Regions from separate parts of the Mus musculus genome. Here region 1 is linked to region 2. Evidence: chromatin loops called from intact Hi-C (ENCODE). Cell type or tissue: gastrocnemius. All regions are shown on one strand. Each heading gives the region's core, and the rest is flanking DNA. Links, peaks and the distances in the headings are about the cores only. Region 1 holds the start of Elp5 (elongator acetyltransferase complex subunit 5). Region 2 overlaps Vamp2 (vesicle-associated membrane protein 2).

Evidence for each region. Peaks named below come from ENCODE experiments on the same cell type or tissue, not always from the same donor. Only the 100,000 strongest peaks of a DNase experiment are listed, where the experiment ranks them.
Region 1: a loop joins it to region 2, with 4 times the contacts of the local background. A loop is called at or near these places in 4 of 42 quality-filtered maps.

The regions. Positions count from the first base shown.
Region 1 is chr11:69,977,352-69,982,687 of GRCm38, forward strand. Elp5 (elongator acetyltransferase complex subunit 5) reads right to left here and starts at 3,884. Exons shown (of 9, transcript NM_018740.2): 1 at 3,856-3,884; 2 at 2,863-3,211; 3 at 2,648-2,708; 4 at 2,479-2,559. The coding sequence starts at 2,908. It overlaps Ctdnep1 (CTD nuclear envelope phosphatase 1), which reads left to right and starts at 3,817. Exons shown (of 8, transcript NM_026017.2): 1 at 3,817-4,234. The coding sequence starts at 4,133. In gastrocnemius, for the core only: no CTCF peak of the experiment used is centred there; DNase peaks (open chromatin) are centred at 2,959, 3,281 and 3,649; H3K4me3 peaks cover 3,081 bases; H3K27ac peaks cover 2,867 bases.
Region 2 is chr11:69,089,450-69,094,820 of GRCm38, forward strand. It overlaps Vamp2 (vesicle-associated membrane protein 2), which reads left to right. Exons shown (of 5, transcript NM_009497.3): 3 at 282-440; 4 at 527-578; 5 at 1,201-2,932. The coding sequence ends at 1,217. Among named protein-coding and RNA genes, the nearest start is that of Vamp2, 3.6 kb to the left of the region's middle. In gastrocnemius, for the core only: a CTCF peak has its summit at 3,074; a DNase peak (open chromatin) is centred at 3,084; H3K4me3 peaks cover 1,984 bases; H3K27ac peaks cover 5,000 bases.

The DNA of each region.
Region 1 (5,336 bases), core at 1-5,000, 890 kb after region 2:
AGTAGTATTTTTCTTTTAATTTTTTAAAAATTGAACATGCATTAGTGGTTTTGAGTGTATTCATGTCTGTGTGAAGGTATCAGATGTCCTTGATCTAGAGTTACAGATAGTGAGCATGTGAGTGCTGAGAATTGAACCCAGGTCCTCTGGAAGAGCCGTCAGTGCTCTTTATCACTGAGCCATCTTTCCAGCCCCTATTATTTTATTTTCTGAGACGGGATCTCACTAGGTTTCCTTGGCTGGCTTGGAATTCACTACGTAGACCAGGCTGGCCTTGAATTCATAAGAGATCTGCCTGTCTCTGCCTCTCAAGTGCTGGTATCCTGTCTTCAAACCACACGAGTCTCTTTACATATGCTACCACGACCATCTGGGTAGTGACAATTGACCCTAGAGTCTGGTAGGTGTGGTGACACATGTCTTTAATCCCAGCACTCAGGAACCAAGGCGGTGGATCTCTGGGAGTTTGAGTCCAGTCTGACCTACAGAGGACTACAATACACTGAAGACTACACAGAGAAACCCTGTCTTGAAAAAACATACGAAACCAAACCAAACCAAAAGCACTGGCCACCACTGCTCAGTTAAGAGATCTAAAGATCGCCAGGGCCAAAAAGGGGGAGTGGGTGGGTGGGTATGGGGGACTTTTGGTATAGCATTGGAAATGTAAATGAGCTAAATACCTAATAAAAAATGGAAAAAAAAAGATCTAAAGATCAATTTTGCTAAACACACGAATTCTTCACTGGATTCTACACATAATGCAAATAAGATGAAGGCTTGGTATCCTGTCTTCAAACCACACGAGTCTCTTTACTTCAATTCTTGAATTAGACTCCACTCACTTCAGCACTTTAGACATGTTAGTCATTTTAAAAAACTGTTTATTTTGGGACTGGAGAGATGGCTCATTGGGTAAGAGCACTGGCTACTCTTCCAGAGGTCTTGAGTTCAATTCCCAGCAACCACATGGTGGCTCACAACCATCTATAATGAGATTTGATGGCCTCTTCTGACACACAGGTGTATATGCAGATAAAGCACCCATATACATAAAATCTATAAATCTTAAAAAGAAAACCATACGTATGTATACATATGTGTTTGTGTGTATAAGTACACTGTAGCTATCTTCAGACACACCAGAAGAGGGCATCAGGTCCCATTACAGATGGTTGTGAGCCACCATGTGGGTGCTGGGAATTGAACTCAGGACCTCTGGCAGAGCACTCTTCTGATTTCTGCAAACACCAAGACATACCCCGGCCCACAAATATAGGCAAAACACTCACACACAAAAGATAAAAGCAAAGAAGCAAAACAAAGCTTTTAAAGTAATTTTGTCTTTCTAGCAGATAATTGTGGAAACATCTCAAGGAAACAATTATTTAGATAACTGTGGTTATTTGTGCCTTTTAAAGAATAAGATGTATTTGCTCTATGTTTATTATTTATTTAGAGACACTCTCACTATGTAGCCCTAACTGGTGTGGAACTCTTCTCTGTAGACCAGGCTGGCTTCAGATTCGAGAGATATGCCTGTATCTCCCTTGAATGCAGGGATTAAAAGTGTGTGCTATTGCCAGCCGTGATGGCGCACGTCTTTAATCCCAGCAGTAGGGAGGCAGAGGCCAGCCTGGTCTACAGAGTTCTAGGACAGCCAGGGCTATACAGAGAAACCCTGTCTCATAAAGCCCAAAAAAGTGTGTGCTATTACAGTGATCTTATGCCATTTTTTTAAATTGAAGAAATCTTATAAATTGGACATGTGGCATGTAACATAGTCACAGCATAGGGGAGGATGAGGCAGGATATGAGGCTGGGAGTTAAGAGGTTACTGTGGACTACACAGTGAGTTGTAACGCAGCCTACACCACATAATGAGATCCGCCCCATAATGAGATCAATTAAAAAAAAAAAAAAACAACAACCAAAAAACAAAATGTCCTTTTCTGAGAAAAATAAAATAAAATGGGCAAAAAAGTTCTATCCAAAGGTTAATTTAGCCTACTACTCTTTGGAATTAGTATGTTCCTTTATCCTGCCTTGTGTTTTCAGTTCAATTCTAGCATCTATAGTCTTGAGCCTTATAATAAGGCCTAGAACAAACCAACTCCAAGGACACTTATATAAAAGATGATGACATCAACTTTAGAAGAAACTCAAGTGTTTCTTGGTTGACTATGCATTAACGTGCAAACATTAAAGCCAGAATGCTTATGTATATACAGCAAACTATCTAAGCGTTTACTGCTCTCTTTTGTTGAGTGAGCAACAGCCTCATTCATGTCCCTTCAGTCAAGCCGGCAAGCTGGTGCTAAAGTCTCTAAAAAAAACCCATCTCGCTAGTCTTTTAATTTTTACTGTTCCAAACCCTACGATACCAGTTTCTCCACAGTATGAGATTCTGTGCTGTCTGTTGAAGAGACGTCCTTAGCAGCTGTAGTCCGAATGAAACCTGTTTTAATGTATACTCACCGGCTGTTGACATCAGAGTCGAAACCTTCGCGAAACTCTTCTTCGCTCACTTCACAGCCCAGAACGTGGACCTGCTCCCCACTAAGGCAGAGATGAAGGAAATATATTGAAGAGTGGGGGTACCGGCTCCCTTTCCGGGAAGGAGAGGAGAAACTGTGGGCTAACTCACCGAAGTGCAGATTTCTTGATAAGAGCCTTCAGGAGACTACGCCCTTCCCACTCCACGGAATCTGGGGAGAGCCAAGGATGGGTGAGACCTACTGAGCCCTCAGGGCTCCGACCACGACTTCCACCCCTAGCTGGGTATCCATCCCCAGCGGGTCCTCCAGGCTCCCGCTCCTTCAGCCAAGCCCAAGGCTACCACCGCATGCCTTGATCCCTCACCTCGCAAAAGCACCAAACCACCGATGGCCAACAACGAGTCCAGCATCTCTGACGCCTCAGGACGCCTTCTGATGTCGTCACCACCGAGGAGGCGGGGCACTTACGATTGCTTCCAACCTTAAAGGACCGCAAAGTCCGGAAAGAGGAGCCTGGTTTTTTTATGCTCCGTATTCTCAGGGGGCTTACACGGAGGGGCCGCTCCAGAGTCTCTGTACACAGTCCTAGAGACAACATCCTTAATCTACTCTTGCACCATGACTGGAGCCAGAAGGGCCGTTGGAACAGTTATCAGTGGGATGGGGACAAGGACAGAGGTCTCACGAGCTCCAATCCCGAAGAAGGTTCGAACCTGGGAATAAATGATGTCACTCGGCCCCGCCCACACGGCGCCTGGCTTCTCTCCAGGTCCCGCCCCGCAGTAACCTAGTGCGCGTGCGTAACGCTGCACCCCGGGGTCAGAGCAGAGAGCTTTCCTTAACTTTCCCCTCCCTCCTCAGAATGAATTGAGGGAAACAGCAATCCCGGGGAAGTGAATACACGTCACTACCGGAAGTAATGTCAGAGGGGAAGAGGAGGAGGGAAGAGAGGAGGGAGCCCTTTGGGCGGTAAAATGGCGCCTGTCAGAGTGGGAAGCCTAGCTGCAGAGGCTGCAGCCCCGCTCCTCAGCGGCTAAGCGATCCTGACCTCGGGGAGGGGGAGGCCACTCCGGCCCAGCGATCCGTGCCCTTCGGCTCCCCCTCCCCCTCCTCCCCAGCTCCTGCGCCCAGGGGGCCCCCGAGAATCGCCGCGGCCCACCGCGCGCCGCCGCCGCCCCCGCCCGCCCCCTTCCCGGGGCAGACCCCTAGCGCGCCTGCGCAGAAGGCCACCCTTCGCTTCCCCCTTCCCCTCCCATCTCCCTCCCTCCCTTTTCCCTAGCCCCCTCCCCCACTGCCCCCTCCCCCAATTCTCCATCCCCTTCCCTCCTGGTCTCAGAGGACCCTGTCCTAGCCCGACCTGTTTCGGCCTGCAGCCCACGCGAAGTCGTCGGTGCCACTTCCCGCTCATGTGGGCCCCCGCGGGCTGCCCACGCCAGTCCCCCAGTTCCCGGTTCCGCTGGGCTTTCCCTTCGCTGGGGGTGGCTTTCTAAGCCACCCACTCCGTGCTCATCTCTGCAGCCTCTCCTGCCGCTCGGGGCCCCCGTTCCCCCTCCCTGCGGCGGGGGGCTGCCCCCGGGGGGCTGGCGGAGCTGGGCCGCGGGGGCCCCGGGGCCGGCGGTGCCGGGGTCATCGGGATGATGCGGACGCAGTGTCTGCTGGGGCTGCGCACGTTCGTGGCCTTCGCCGCCAAGCTCTGGAGCTTCTTTATTTACCTTTTGCGGAGGCAGATCCGCACGGTGAGTTTGCTTGGGTGCTGCCAGTGGTGGGGTCCTCTGTCCGCGGTGCTCGCGGAATTTTGGATAGTGCTGGGCCTCTGCTTTGGGCCTAGGAAGGGAGCCTTGGCCAGAGCTTTACCCGCTGGAGAAGTAGGACACCTTTAAGCAAGGTTCAGCCCTTAATAAAAGAACCATGATTTTTACTGGGTTTGCTTTCTTTCTTAATCTGCCTAAATGGGATAGGATTTGGCAGTTCTCGGGGGCTAGAATGGTGCTCTCCTTACGAAAGCTAGAGTTGTTGCTAAAGAAAGAAGAGGCCGGGAACACCTGTTTGCTGGTAGCCAGAACTATTGATATGGGCTTTGGAAAGACCCTCCTGTTGAAAGTCAGACTCCTTTGTCAGTGGTGTGGGTGGGTAGAAGGGCATATGGAGCAGGAATTGGAACTTGAGGAAAAGCCTTGGGTGTGAAGGAGCTCCTCCAAAAAGGCTCTGGAATTCTCTAGCTTGTGTGTATGGGCTTATTATTAAGACCCTGGGACAGAAAACGATGCTTTTCCAATAGGCATCTTTAGTTGTCAGATGCACATTAAAGTTGGGTGTCTCATTAGACAAGCTGGCTGTTAGCTGGAGAGCTTGCATCTGAAGGTGGGCATGTTTCTCCAGGCGACTCTAGCGATTATGAAGGGATACTTGGAGTGTAGAGACTGTTTGGATGAACCCAGGTATCTCTGGGTTCTCTCCCTCAAGCTTTTCTCCAAGGTAAACATTGTTTCAGCTACCATTCCTCCCCGCCGCCCCTGCCCCCAGCCCTGGCTGTCCTGGAACTCACTTTGTAGACCAGGCTGGCCTCGAACTCAGAAATCCACCTGCCTCTGCCTCCCCAGTGCTGGTATCAAAGGCGTGCGCCATCACGCCTGGCTTACCATCACTTCTTAATGAACATGCCCTCTGGAGTAAATCTCCTGAAGTCAGATTCTGGGGGGAAATGACTGAGTAGCATGCAGGCTTTGGCAGCCCAGGTCAGAATTCCCAGAAGGACCTTGGTGGTTCTGGTAGAAGAGGTGACTGAGGTGGCTTGGACTTCAGTTCCTTCTCTAGCAGTCTGTTTATTTCTTCCACTTC
Region 2 (5,371 bases), core at 284-5,283:
CCAGCTGGGGCAGGTGTGCTCTGGTGATAGGCGGATCCAGGCCCTATAGATAGAGGGTGTTGCTGAGACATCTGAGCGCTATGGTAGCGGCATGACCCTGATGTGTGCTCCTTGCATGTCCCCTAGGTGTGCTAGGCATGTTCTGTGTATGTCCTTGGCATGTTAGCCTGGAAACATCGGGGTGCATGTTCCACTTGTGCCACGATGGGCACATGTTCAAGAAGTGCCCTCCTTGAGGCATGCCTTGGCACACCCCCCTGCCTCGTGGACCCCTCCCTCAGGTGGTGGACATCATGAGGGTGAATGTGGACAAGGTCCTGGAGCGGGACCAGAAGTTGTCGGAGCTGGATGACCGTGCAGATGCCCTCCAGGCAGGGGCCTCCCAGTTTGAAACAAGTGCAGCCAAGCTCAAGCGCAAATACTGGTGGAAAAACCTCAAGGTAAAGGGGAGGAGATGGGGACAGGTTGGGAGGGGCAGTGGGGAAGTAGGGTGTCACTGTGTCATTCACCTCCCTCTCACTCTTAGATGATGATCATCTTGGGAGTGATCTGCGCCATCATCCTCATCATCATCATCGGTGAGTGGGGCCAGAGGCCAGGGCCCCTCCCCTGGGGAGGTAGAGGCTTTCCCTGGGGAGCCTGGGCTTTGAAGGTCACTAACCTAGTTTTTACTCTGCAACCAAAACACACTTTGCTGCTATTGGCAGTTCTGACTCATTTAGAGCCCAAAACTTGAGTGTTGTATAGCCCTGCTTTCCCTGGTTATGGGTCAATCCGGTTAAGATTTTGGGACTAGGAATACCGGGTGGGGTCCTGGTGTTCGTCTAGGAACCCTTTGAGCCTAAAAGCTCCATCTGGGGATTCTAAAACGGGAGTAGGAGACAGGAAAGGGTGAGGTCTCGAACACCAACCACCAGGATACCACTTACTCCACTGTTTGAAAGCTACCGTCACATACCCAGTGCATTAAAGGTTTTATGCCCCTTTGTCCAGCCGTGGAGTTTAAGGGACCTCAATACCCACTTGCCAAGTCCCTTTGAAGAAACTGAGGCTGAGAGGGAAGGGATGTCAGCCAGTGGGGGAGTGGGGAGGCTTGGAACAGGGCCAGGCCTGACACACTGCTTTCTTTCTCTTTCTCCCCCTCTCCTCGTCCTCCTTTCTCCCCCTCTCCCTCGTCCTCCTCTTGCCCTCTCTCCACAGTTTACTTCAGCACTTAAATCCCTGAGGAGTCTGCCCTGCCTAAGAAGGGCCTCTCCCCCACCCCCAGCCGTTCCTCCACCTCTCAGCCATATCTTTCAGCCCCCTCCCTTGGATCCGTGTGTGTGTGTGTGTCCGTGTGTGTGCCCCCTGTAAATAGCCAGCTGTTATTTATACATATATAATATTATATATATTTGGTCTGTTTGTAGTTTTATTACTAGAAGATTTTTTCCGGTTGTCCTTAACACCCCTTCCTGAGGTTCCCATCACCTCTCTCTCACCCTCTGTCCCTTTTCCTCTTTCCTGATCAGCCCCAAGTCCCTTCATTTGCATCTGCTATGCAATAGCCCCTCTCCTCCTTCCCTTGGATTTAACCGATCTTTCCCTTATCTTCCCTGTACAATCCCAGGCCCTCCCAAAACAAAAGCAAACCCCACAGAAACAAACAGAACACCCCACCTGTCTAGGCTTCCCTAGGCTGCATCTTTGTATCCCTTGGGAGGCTCTGAGACTGGTTCCACTTGGTCCTAAGAATCCCAAGATTTTCTGGGAGCTTCCAACATGTTGATTAGCATATCATTTGCATACGCTGTCTGTTTCATTTTGTTTTGTTTGTTAGTTTTTTGTTTCCTTTCTGATCCATCACTCTTCACTCTTCTGTGTTTTTTCTTTCTTTCTTTTCGGAAGAGTCAGTCTCCATTGGTCCTCTTACCACACTTTTATTAGCACGACATTATCTGCAGGTGGTGGGGAGTCTGGACTTTTGGGGAACCAGGCTGCTCTGGACCCCAAGGTTTCCTCCTCCCAACCCCTCTAGTCTAGTTTGCTTCCCTTACCCCGTTTCCCACACCTCTTGTACCCTCCTCTCCCTCCCCCAGCTGGTGTGTAAGTGTCTTGGAGTTCAGTGTGTTATGATGGACCAATAATTCTGCCACTCGGGGTCTCTCCCTACATTCCTGCTCCCCAGTTTTCATGTGGGGCACTCAACTGACATTCCCAGGGGGTCTCGCTCCCTCCCATCTGCCTGATCTGCTGCCTCCTCCCATCAGGAGAACTGGGGGCCGACCACAATCTGGTTCTTTGAGGAGGGGTGGCTCCAGTGTGTGGGGGTCATCACTGCCTTGGGGAGGAGTGGGACAAAACAGAATCCCCCTAATTCCTGCCTGAAGTCTCTGGCCTCATCCTTGCTAGAGGTTCGACTGAAAACTTTCCTCCCCAGTCTGGGGGGGGGGTATTACCCCCATCACTGCCCAGCTCCTCTGACTGCCCCCCTGTATTCAGGGTGGGGGTACTAGTCACTGCCAATATGTGTTGGGACTTGCTGGAGGATGGGGATCCTCGTCCTTCTCCAGGGCTGTTGAGCCCAGAGAGAGAGAGTGTGAGAGAGAAAGCAAGCTATTTCCTTGTTGAGTACAATGATAGAGGAAGGATCTAATCTTTTTAAATGGCACAGTTTTAGGGATCTGAGGGTACAGCCCCTTAACCTGCCTTGGGGGGGGTTGTTCCCCAAACTCTTGCCCCCCACACACCAGGTTTTCTGTGTGGAGGGGAACCAAGGAGATCTAAACTGTGGTGTGAAAGGGTAGGAGAGATGCTGGGGGTGGGGGTGCTTGTGTTTTAGACCCCCAATATTATCCCAGTGTCCCCTGCCTTCCTTCTTCCCCTGCCCCATGCCCCCAATTCTGTGGCGCATCCAGATTGTGAAAATGTACAATAAACGTGTAATGAGTAACCATATGGTGTCCAAAATCTTTTTCTTAATCAGTAATAAGAATATTGGATTTTCAGATATGGAGTGGTTGAAAGATTCTTTGGTAAGAGCTGGCTGGCCTGTTGCAGGAGGCCCTGACCTTGGGCCCTGGCAAAGTGTAATTCCCGAAGTGGCCACAGGGGGCACCAGCAGACGAGAATCAGAAGTATCACTAAAGAAAGTACCTGATGTCTAAGAGGCAGGTGAACTCTGCAGTCTGGGATTACCAGCTTCCCACTACCGGCCTAGAGTGAGCTGCTACCACAGAACTCCTTTATCTCCTAAATGTCACTGCTAGCTATTCCTTAGGTTCTCTCATAGCCCTGTACTCCTGGACCACTTCTGTGGGGGCATGTCTTCCCCTGTCCATTTCAGTGCCGTACATCCAGATGGGCCGATGAATGCTTGAAAGGATCAGCCTGATGAGGCAAAGCTGACTGTGGCATAAAGCTAGCTATAGATGGCACACTACCCTTGCACTGCGTTGTGTAACTCTTACTCCCGAACTCTTGAACTGGAAGCATCACTACCCCTTTGTACTTCAGCAACATCACTGAGATATAGCTATATAGGAAGTAGGTAGCATTTCTGGTTGCCCTCTGTATTCAGGGCACGAGGGACTAATCACTGCTAGTGAGTGTGGTACTTGCTGGATCACAGTGATCTTTGACTTTCCAGGGCAGTTGAATAGAGATCGGGGTGGGAGGATTGGCTAAGAACCACTAGAGGGCCAGGTGTGGTACAGGCCTTTAATCCAAGCATAAAGGAGGTGGGGACAGGCTGATCTCTTGACTGTGAGTCTAGCCTGGTCTACATAATGAGGCCCTGTCTAAAAAAAAAAAAAAAAAAAATTAAAAAAAAAGAAAACAAAATTTTTTGAGACAGAATTTTATTATGTAACACTGGCTGTCCTGGAACTCACTGTGTAGATTAGGCCTGGAATACACACTTGACTGCCTGTTGAGGCTGGGATTAAACATGTGCATCATCATTAGCTAGCCAAGAAATAAGGACTATTAGAGAGCTGGGGGCGAGGGGCGGGGGATGGTGCATACTTTTAAGCCCAGTATTTGGGCGGTAGTGGCATATGGATCTCTGTGAGGTTAAGGCCAGCCTGGTATACAAAGAGTCCAGAACAGCCAGGACTATGTTACACAAAGGAATCCTGTCTTGAGAAAAAAAAAATTAGAACTATTTTTTTTTTTTTTTTTTTTTTTGGTTTCTCTGTGCAGTCCTGGCTGTCTTGGAACTCACTCTGTAGACTAGGTTGGCCTCGAACTCAGAAATCTGCCTGCCTCTGCCTTCCAAGTGCTGGGATTAAAGTCGTGCACCACCATGCCCAGCTTAGAAGTACTTTTAAAAATAGATTTTCAGGGGCTGGAGAGATGGCTCAGCAGCTAAGAGCACTGACTGCTCTTCCAAAGGTGCTGAATTCAATTCCCAGCAATCACATGTTGACTCACAACCATCTAGAAATGGATCCGATGCCCTCTTCTGGTGTGTCTGAAGACAGCTACAATGTACTCATACAAATCTTAAAAACAAACAAACAAAAATTAGATTTTCAAAGTTGGGCAGAGCCAGGTGGATTGGCAATCTCCAGGTTTGGGGGCAGCCAGGTCTACAGAGTGAGTTCTAGAACAGCCAGAGCAACACAGAGAAACCCTGTCTGGGCCGGGCAGTGGGGGCACACGCCTTTAATCCCAGCAGAGGCAGGTGGATTTCTGAGTTCGAGGCCAGCCTAGTCTACAGAGTGAGTTCCAGGACAGCCAGGGCTACACAGAGAAGCCCTGTCTCGAAGAAAAAAGAAAAAAAGAAGAAAGAAACCTGTCTGGAATACACCCCCCGCCCCGCAAAAGGGTGTCATTGGAAATTATTTCAGAGGTTCTAAAGTACTGAGGTGTCTTACAGCCTATCCTAAATTCTACCTTTATGGAGAGTTTAAATAAGGCTTTTTGCATTTAATTCTTGGAATTACTTCTAGGTTTAATGTCTCCATAGGCCTTACAATACCAAGCTACCTTTATGGTGTCAGAGACCTGGGTTCAGACTTTAGCTCTTTTATCAATATACATAATCTAATTCCGACAGATTACGTAACCTCTCAGCCTCTTTTGTGAGGTTATGGGTAGTGAGCCGGCCTTCTTGGGAGTCTGCAAGAAGGGGCTGGCCAGCCAGGCCCAAAGAAAATAAATAGGAGGCGACTGTCATTTCACCGTCATTGTCATGCAATCTAATGATATCTTCAGTGTAGTGCTCAGATTTTTAAGCTTTGGGGATCACTAGAGACACAAAGCTCAGGCACCAGAAACCTCTTGTAATGCCAGAGTCTCCAAAGTATGCCCACTACGCCATAGCCTGTCAGATCTACGCCTGCGTACAAGTCGCTCGGCACGCCTGCGCAGACTCCGCAGTATTGGG